Linked DNA regions of Homo sapiens: region 1 is linked to region 2. A link is an interaction called in ENCODE POLR2A ChIA-PET data of the cell type or tissue named here. Cell type or tissue: HCT116. All regions are shown on one strand. Region 1 overlaps WNT7B (Wnt family member 7B). Region 2 overlaps LOC124905135 (collagen alpha-1(III) chain-like).

Region 1 (4,000 bases), 130 kb after region 2:
AGCATTTTGGGAGGCCGAGGCGGGCAGATGACCTGAGGTCAGGAGTTCGAGACCAGCCTGGCCAACACAGTGAAATCCTGTCTCTACTAAAAATACAAAAATTAGCCGGGTGTGGTGGTGGGCAACTGTAGTACAGCTACTCGGGAGGCTAAGGCAAAAGGATGGCTTGAACCCGGAATGTGGAGGTTGCAGTGAGCTGAGATCACACCACTGCACTCCAGCCTGCGCGACAGAGTGAGACTCCGAAACTCTGTCTCAAAACAAACAAACAAATGAACAAATGACAATCCCGCTGATATCACTTGAAGTAGAGTGAGCGTGACCTGCGGGTTCTTGTCTAGGGCTTCAGGTCCTGAGAGTTGCTAGGAGATTAATGACAAAGTTCCCCTCAGTGGACCACTGCAAGGCTGCAGTGTTGCAATAAGGCCCCTGCCAAGCCCGGCACACAGTAGGTGCTCAATTTGCTGCAGGCCTAATTTCTTCCTCTGCGTGCACCCAGTCACCCTGACAGGAGAGAAAACAGCAACAGCCACCATTCCCGGTGCGGGCTTTCTCCCTGTGGTCGTCTGAGCCTTTGGTTGGGTGGTGGGGGATGGGTGTTTTATACCCCCATTTCATGGGTGTGGAAACTGAGGCTCAGACGGGGAGTGCCTTCTCAAAGTTACACACAGGTCGGAGCTGGAGTCAGTACCGGATGGGCTTGGCTGCCGGCCTTTTCAGCAGCCTGCCTGGCCCAGGTGCCATGGAGGGGCCATCGGGGAATTTATAAATGAGGGGAAAGCCCCATTGGTCGGGGAGTTGGGGTCTGCCGCTTAGAGACAGCGCAGACAGTCCCGAGTTGGCGGCTGCCACATCCCAAGCATGATGCTGTCTGATCTGAAGGGCTGTGTATCTGACTCAGTGGCCTGGAGAGCTGTGGGACTTGCGGTTGCGTGATTCTCCATTCTGAGGCTCAGAGGCCTGGGTGTGTGTGGCTGGGGTCACGCGTGTGAGTTGGGGTGAACTGGTGTGGTCTCCTGGGGTCACGCATGTGAGTTGATGGGAAACAGCCCCTTGAGGGCAGGGATCTGCTTGTGCCCTGGTGGGCGGAGCTAGTGCAGGGCCTGTGACTGAGAGGCTGAGTGGGGGAAAGGTGTTGGGGGTGAGGAGGGGCGCTGGCCGCCGCCGTCTCACGGCCTCTGTCTCCTCCCCTCCACAGAGCACTGTCATCCGTGGTGGCCCTGGGAGCCAACATCATCTGCAACAAGATTCCTGGCCTAGCCCCGCGGCAGCGTGCCATCTGCCAGAGTCGGCCCGATGCCATCATTGTGATTGGGGAGGGGGCGCAGATGGGCATCAACGAGTGCCAGTACCAGTTCCGCTTCGGACGCTGGAACTGCTCTGCCCTCGGCGAGAAGACCGTCTTCGGGCAAGAGCTCCGAGTAGGTAAGGGCGCCTCTGGGCTCAAGGGGCCCAGCCATTGTGGCCAGGGGCAGTAGGCCAGGCCACCCACTGAAGGCCAGCCTAGGCCGCTGTTCTGCACACATCTCCTGGGGGGCCAATTTCTTTGCCTTCCTGTGAGCCCTTCTGCGTGCCTGGCCTGGCCCTAGGCAGCACCACTGCTTCTGGGGCAGGGGAGGCCTCAATGGGAGCCAGGCTGTGTGCAGATGAAGGTCCTTGCTCGGGGCTGGAGGACATCGTCGTGACGTGGCCGTGGGCCCTTGGGCCTGTAGGCTGGTGGCGCGGTGGTGCTAGCGGTGCCGTGCAGTGGTTGGGGCCCATTCTTTCGCTGCCTAGCAGCCGTGTAGAGGGAGGCACGTTACCTCTTCTGGCAGAACCTCCATTCCTGTATCTGGAGAGCAGGGAATAGTAACACTTACTGCAGGGGGTAGTTGGGGCACAGGAAGTGCTGTGTGAATGTCGTAGATTCCGAGAGTGGAGCTGGGTAGAGGGAGCCGAGTGAACTGTGCAGGATGCTCCAGCATGACACGTGGAGCACGGGGAATCCAATGGCCGGAGGGCAGGGTGGGTGGGCGGGTGTGGGGAGTGGTTTGATGGACACCAAGCAATCACCGAAACCTGCCAGGTGGGCTGGCAAGATCCCTGCTGCCTGTGCACAGCCCCTGAGGCCACAACCCCTCCCTGTCCTCACAGCCTTGGGGGTAAGGCTTCATCATGCCCATTTTACAGACAAGGAGACTGAGCCCAGAGAGGGGCTTTAAAAAGTGACTTTTGGGCCGGACCTGGTGGCTCATGCCTGTAATCCCAGCACTTTGGGAGGACGAGGGGGGTGGATCACCTGAGGTCAAGAGATCGAGACCATCCTGGCCAACATGGTGAAACCCCATCTCTACTAAAAATACAAAAATTAGCCAGACAATCCCAGCTACTTGGGAGGCTGAAGGAGGAGAATTGCTTGAATCCGGGAGGCGGAGAGAGGTTGCAGTGAGCCGAGATGGCACCATTGTACTCCAGTCTGCGTAAAAGAGCAAGACTCTGTCTCAGGGGAAAAAAAAAAAAAAAAAAAAAAAAAAAAAAGGGATCTTTGGAGCCTGACCTGGGTTTGAATCCAGCTGTGTGACCTTGAACACGTCACTCGGGGCTGCTCAGGGCCTCAGCTTCCCCACTGGTGATGTGAGCTCCGAGCCAGTAGGCCCTCGTGTGGGTCCCCATGGCTCTCCCAGGTGCTCAGTAAACTGCTGTTGTGTGCATGGGAGTGGGGCTAGTGATGTACCCTGCCCTCCAGGCTGTGGCAAGAGGCAGAGGAGGGGGGGGATAACTGGCAGAGTGCCAGGCTTGCAGGGGTGCCCAGCCCATGGGCATAACATGTCCTTCTGATCCTGGAGCCGAGCAGAGCCGCAGCTGCCGGGACACAGGCCAGACCTAGGTTCTGCAGGGCTTGGAACGCTGGTGTGGGGCTGGGGGTGGCGCAGGGGAAAAGCCCCTGGGGCCCGCTTTGTGGTGAGCAGCCTGTGGGTGGCGCCTGGCACAGCGAAGAGGGTGGCACCGCCCGCTCCCTGGGGCCCCACCACCCAAGTGCAGTTCCCTCCCTCCAGGTGCCAGCTGTGGCAGGCAGGGCTGCCCATCCACCCCAGTGGGGAGGGCGTCGGCACGAGTGCTCACTCATGCCAGGGCCCATCTGCCTGCCTGGCCCCTCAGCGCTGAGCTGGCGGGCTCAGAGGCAGCTGTGGGTGCCCCTGCCTCCCGGCCGAGCCCCCGGGGAGTTGTGGTGGAGCTGAGCGTCGATCAGGTGTCCCTCGCTGTTCCTGCTAATCCTTGCTGCCTCGCTGCGCCAGGAGAGGGGCAGACGTGGAAATCGTCCTGCTGCTCGACAGAGGGCTGGGAGCTTGGACTTTATTTGGGACCATGAGACATGGGGTGAGGGACGTGTGGGCCACCCTGGGCATCACTGTGGGGTCCCCGAGCTCGCCTGGGGATCAGGCTGTGTGGCATATGGCTGTGTGTCCTGTCCTGTTCCTCGATCCTGGGAGCGCTGCATCCCGTCTCAGTCTCTTCTGCTAGGGAGCCCACCTAAGACACCCCTGTTGCTTTCCCGAGCGTTTCAGAAGCAAACATTTTGGCAGAGCTGTCCACACCCACCATCCTCACCTCACACCCTTGATCGCCCCTACTGCTCTTGGTCTGGGCCGCTTGTGACCTTCCTGGTGTCAACTTTTCCCCTTCTTCCCTGGCTTCTGGGCCCCGGCTTGTAGCCTGGACTTCTCTGCCCAGTCCCAGCTGGGAAGTGGCAGCTCCTCCAGGTGCACCTTGGCCCCCTCGCCCCGCTCTGCCCTATTGGCCGCAGGCTCACTCCTGCTCATGGCTTCCATTCCCTGCGACCCATGCGAACCTCTGGCCTGACACACTCAGCACCCGTTACTTAAATCTCCTGTCCCCAGCTTTCTCCCGGCCAGTTGTCTCAGCAGAAACCTGGTATCATTTCCCCATACACCTCAGGGCTCTGCCCTATGGCTGCAGCATGGTCTGCTTTTCTGGCCCTCCCCTGGCAGCTGTCACTGCC
Region 2 (4,000 bases):
AAACCCCAGGCCCTGCTATGTTCCCTATTAGGAAATAAGGCCACTAAACCTCCCCGTGCCCTGGCACGCAGGTGCACGTGTGTGCATGTGGGCAGACAAACAGACCTGCCCGGGAAGGCCTGGCCAGCTGGCCGCTTCTTGGAGAAAGGCCGCTAGCACGCTGACCGGCCGACAGAGGCCTTCTGGGCCACTCCCTCCCTCGGCCCGCCTTCCCGGTCCTGTTCTGGGCCTGCCCACGCCGCCATTTCCTCTCCGGGGCCCGCAGGCCTCACTTCCACTCCTCCCAGTCTGCAAATGGCCGGCGCCCAGAACCGCCTGTCCACATAAGGAGGCAGCAGCGCGTCTGGCCAAGGCCCAGCATGCAGGCCACTCAGCCAGAGCCTCCCTCAGCAGTGCTGAGCACCTACGAGAAGCCCACGCCTGGATGCCCAGTCCACCCGCTGCCAGCTTTGGCTAGCCCTGGACTGGGGAAAACCACCCTTCTTCCCACGGGCATCCCTGGGGTGGTGGAGAGCCCATGGCACAGTCATCCCCAGGTGTGGTCTGAGGACTGTGTGGCCCACTCCGACCAATGCACCTCCAAACACCAGCTCACCTCTTTGGAAACTGCCGACCTACCAGGAACCTCACGCAATGGAGAAATAAGAGGACACCTATGCACACGTGCAAACATTACACGCACACACCTCTGCACCTCTGCGTACCAACATGCTGTCCACACCCGGGGCACCACGCACACGCGTGCCGCAACACGCGTCGGTGAATGCTATGGCAGCACATGGGCTTTGAAGGATGGCAGGGCTGGGTTCAAGCCCTGGCCCAACACTTATCAGCTGGTTGAATCTTGGGGAACCCACTTAGCCTCTCAGAGGTTCGCTGCTTCCCCTGGTGGAATGGAGGTAATGAAAATGCCCCCTTGCAGGCATAGTCTGAGCCTTAGAAATAAGGCAAGGAAGCAATAGCATTTATGGGGTGCTCACCATGAACCCAGCTTTCCATGTGTTCAGAAAGTTGACACTTACTGCCTCCATTTTACAGATAAGGAAATGAGGCCGGAGAGGTGAAATGACTTGCCCTTGATCAACACGGCCTGGAAACAAAGACGACCCCATCTGAACCGAGACCTTGGGTCCCAGAGCCGGTGCTTTTCTGAAAGCAGGAGCCCCGGTACACAGCGGGCACCTGTGAACAGCAGCAGAGAGTGCTGTTGCTACTATTACCACCATCGCCATGCCCACCGCTGCTTAGAGGCTCTGCGGCCCAGAGGCTGGGGCCTTTTCACTTTGCCTCATCTTTCAGAGCGCCCAGACCAGGGCCATATTCCTCTTGCTAAGGAGGCGGGAGTCAATAGGCTAAAAGACCAGAACTGGAAGGGATGATGTCGTTAAAACCACCAGACAGCAGAGCTGGCTCCCAAGCGGCTCTGGCAAATTTCATCAACTTTTTACTTTTCTTATGATTTGCTAACATCTCCACCAACAGGTACATCCCTTAAAATAAACAAGCCACAACAAAGCACTTCTACGAACAAATGGATGTGGCGGCTGGAGCTCGCAGGAGGCAACACAGGGGGCGCGCCCTTCCCTCCTCCCGGCCACTGCCACTGAGGCAGGAACGTGGGAACGTGGTCTCAGCCGGTGAGAAACTGCAGAGCCTGAATCCAGAATTTAGAAACACAGAGGCAAACACTTACACGTATGGGAAAAGAAAAAAGCCTCCACTGATGGCCTCATAATATGAGCATATTTGCAAAATAAACAGTTATCATCATTTGCAAATTATTGTGGCTGTAAAAACTGCTCTGCCCTCAAGGAGGCTGATACAAACCAATAAATTCTGCACTTTGTTATCTTGGTGAGATAATTTTTTTTTAAGTTTATGGCTACTCTATGTATTTTACCTGCTGAGTTTTTTTGTGGGTGGTGTTTGGATTTAAATGTATCTTTAGACCATCCTAAATATGAATCATCTGATTTTTCATAAAGGCCTCAAAACAATAGGCAACTCGACACAGAACAGAGGTTTCACACCTCCCCTATAGAGATTAGTAAGATATTAAAATTATTAAGATGTTAAAATTAAAGTCAAAAGATATTAAAAACCACACCCACGAGTTTGAATTTAAATCTTGTGTTCCACTGCTAATGCTGCAGCATAAGAGAAAAATTGGTAATTAATTAAAACATTGATGGGCCTTTGACACAGGGCATGTGGGGTCTTAAAAGATGAAGACCAAAAATTAAATTCAAGTTTAATGAAGGTGATGATCGTTCCTCTGCCGAATTTTCCAGGGGATGAGAAGATCATTGAATAAGTCTGTTTCTATACACAAATGCAACTTGTTTATTTTGACCCCAGTTCTTCGAAATTGTCGACTCCACAATTGAAATATGCTGTGTGTTCCAACAAGTACCCAGCAGCCGTAATGACAGACCAGCCCATCTGTGCTGCGAGAATGTATAATTTCAGTCTATAGTGGAATTTATATAGAAGCGATGATGTGAAAAGTGCTTTGCGTGGTACTTTCTTCAAAAAAAAAAAAAAAAAAAAACTGCCGAGAAGCACTGGGAGCCATGGAGAATGCTGAGATTTTGGCCTGATTTTTTTAAAAAGCAGAATCCACAGCATTTTACTGATTTTGAGGTGGGGGGAGGGGTCAAGTGTTAACCAAGCTAAAAAACTAAGATGATAGTTGATCACATATAACGGTCCCAGGTATCCAAGGTGTACACAGGAAAGTGTGTTATCCATACATGTTAAAAATACTAGATAAATTTAATTGCAGTGGCAATATTAATTTAGAATGAAAATGTTCCTTTATGTGAATTAATTGATTTTTCTGCTACTTGCCCCTACCCTGTACAAAAAACAAAAATGATAAATTAATAATCAGGAAATTTTACCATCTCTCATTCCAGGACTTAGAATTAAGGGTCTATTTGCCTACATTAATTATACCAAAAAAAAAATATGAGTGGCCAGCTATTAAACATGTGAATTCTTTTAAAATGCTGAACTCTCCCCACTTTTCCCCCGATCCATTCCCTATCCATCCCCTTGACTCTTTTGCCTTTGAAATGTATTACGCTCTGTTTTTTTTTTCTATTACTTTTATTTTGCCACCAGTGTTTTATTTGATGCTTGCTAAATATTTGGGTGGCATGAATCCTCCAGCTTGCAGCAGCAGAATGTGGCTGTCATAATCATGAAATGTTTTAATTATCTCTGCTATATATGCCTGTTTCTGCAGCCCCAGACCCTCCAGTATCGACTGCTGGCTCATCTACGAACAAAAGCAGCCGCCGAGAGTCCTCGTGTGAGCTTAGCTCCGTTTACAGATTTGGTGCTGTCTGCCGAGGCCGGCCGCTCAGACCGAGGCCCGCGCACGCAGGGCCCACGCGCCTCCGAACTGGGAAAACAAAGATGGATTTCCATGGGAGTTTTCCTCTCAGTGCCGTTTAGAACTTTCCGGGTCTGATTCTTCCATTTTCTATATATCAAGACCCTGGCTCCCCTCAAGGGTGGGGAACCAGGCCGCATCCGAGGACGCTTTTGTCAGCCTGCCACAGCGTGGAGGTGGACATGGGGCTGTGCTCTGCAAAGCCCACCTCTGAATCAAAAGGATCAGCACTTTTGGAGGGGCAGGGACCAACAGGGACACCCGGGCAGCCACTGAGCCCAGCTCCTGGACAGAGGTGGCAAGGCGGGGGGACTCAAAGGTCTTTGAGGGACTCCCGGCCCTGCCAGCCACGTTTCAGGCCCTGGACGACCTGGGTGTCTCCCCCAACAGCTCTGCAGGTGAGGAACTGGGGTGGGATCCAGGACACGGGCAGGCCATGAGGGCACTCAGGGCTTCCCCAAGGGTCTGTGTAGTGAACGGTGCCCACGCGCACGCCACACACAGTCTGCGGTCAGGGCGGTGACAAGACAGGCCCAGCACTTTCAGGCGGAACCCCCAAGTTGAAATAAGTGCTCAAAAACAAAGCCCAAAACAACCGAA

What was found. ChIA-PET counts read pairs that join two places held together with the same protein. Peaks named below come from ENCODE experiments on the same cell type or tissue, not always from the same donor. Only the 100,000 strongest peaks of a DNase experiment are listed, where the experiment ranks them.
Region 1: POLR2A ChIA-PET joins it to region 2 with 5 read pairs; 2 of 35 experiments call an interaction of 5 or more read pairs at or near these places.

The regions. Positions count from the first base shown.
Region 1 is chr22:45,947,345-45,951,344 of GRCh38, reverse strand. WNT7B (Wnt family member 7B) reads left to right here. Exons shown (of 4, transcript NM_058238.3): 2 at 1,199-1,425. Among named protein-coding and RNA genes, the nearest start is that of WNT7B, 28 kb to the left of the region's middle. In HCT116, no CTCF peak of the experiment used is centred here; no DNase peak of the experiment used is centred here.
Region 2 is chr22:46,081,353-46,085,352 of GRCh38, reverse strand. The region is part of intron 1 of LOC124905135 (collagen alpha-1(III) chain-like); the gene reads right to left. Among named protein-coding and RNA genes, the nearest start is that of MIRLET7BHG, 2.6 kb to the left of the region's middle. RefSeq lists enhancers at 1-20, 1-292, 293-864. In HCT116, no CTCF peak of the experiment used is centred here; a DNase peak (open chromatin) is centred at 221; H3K4me3 peaks cover 3,184 bases; H3K27ac peaks cover 4,000 bases.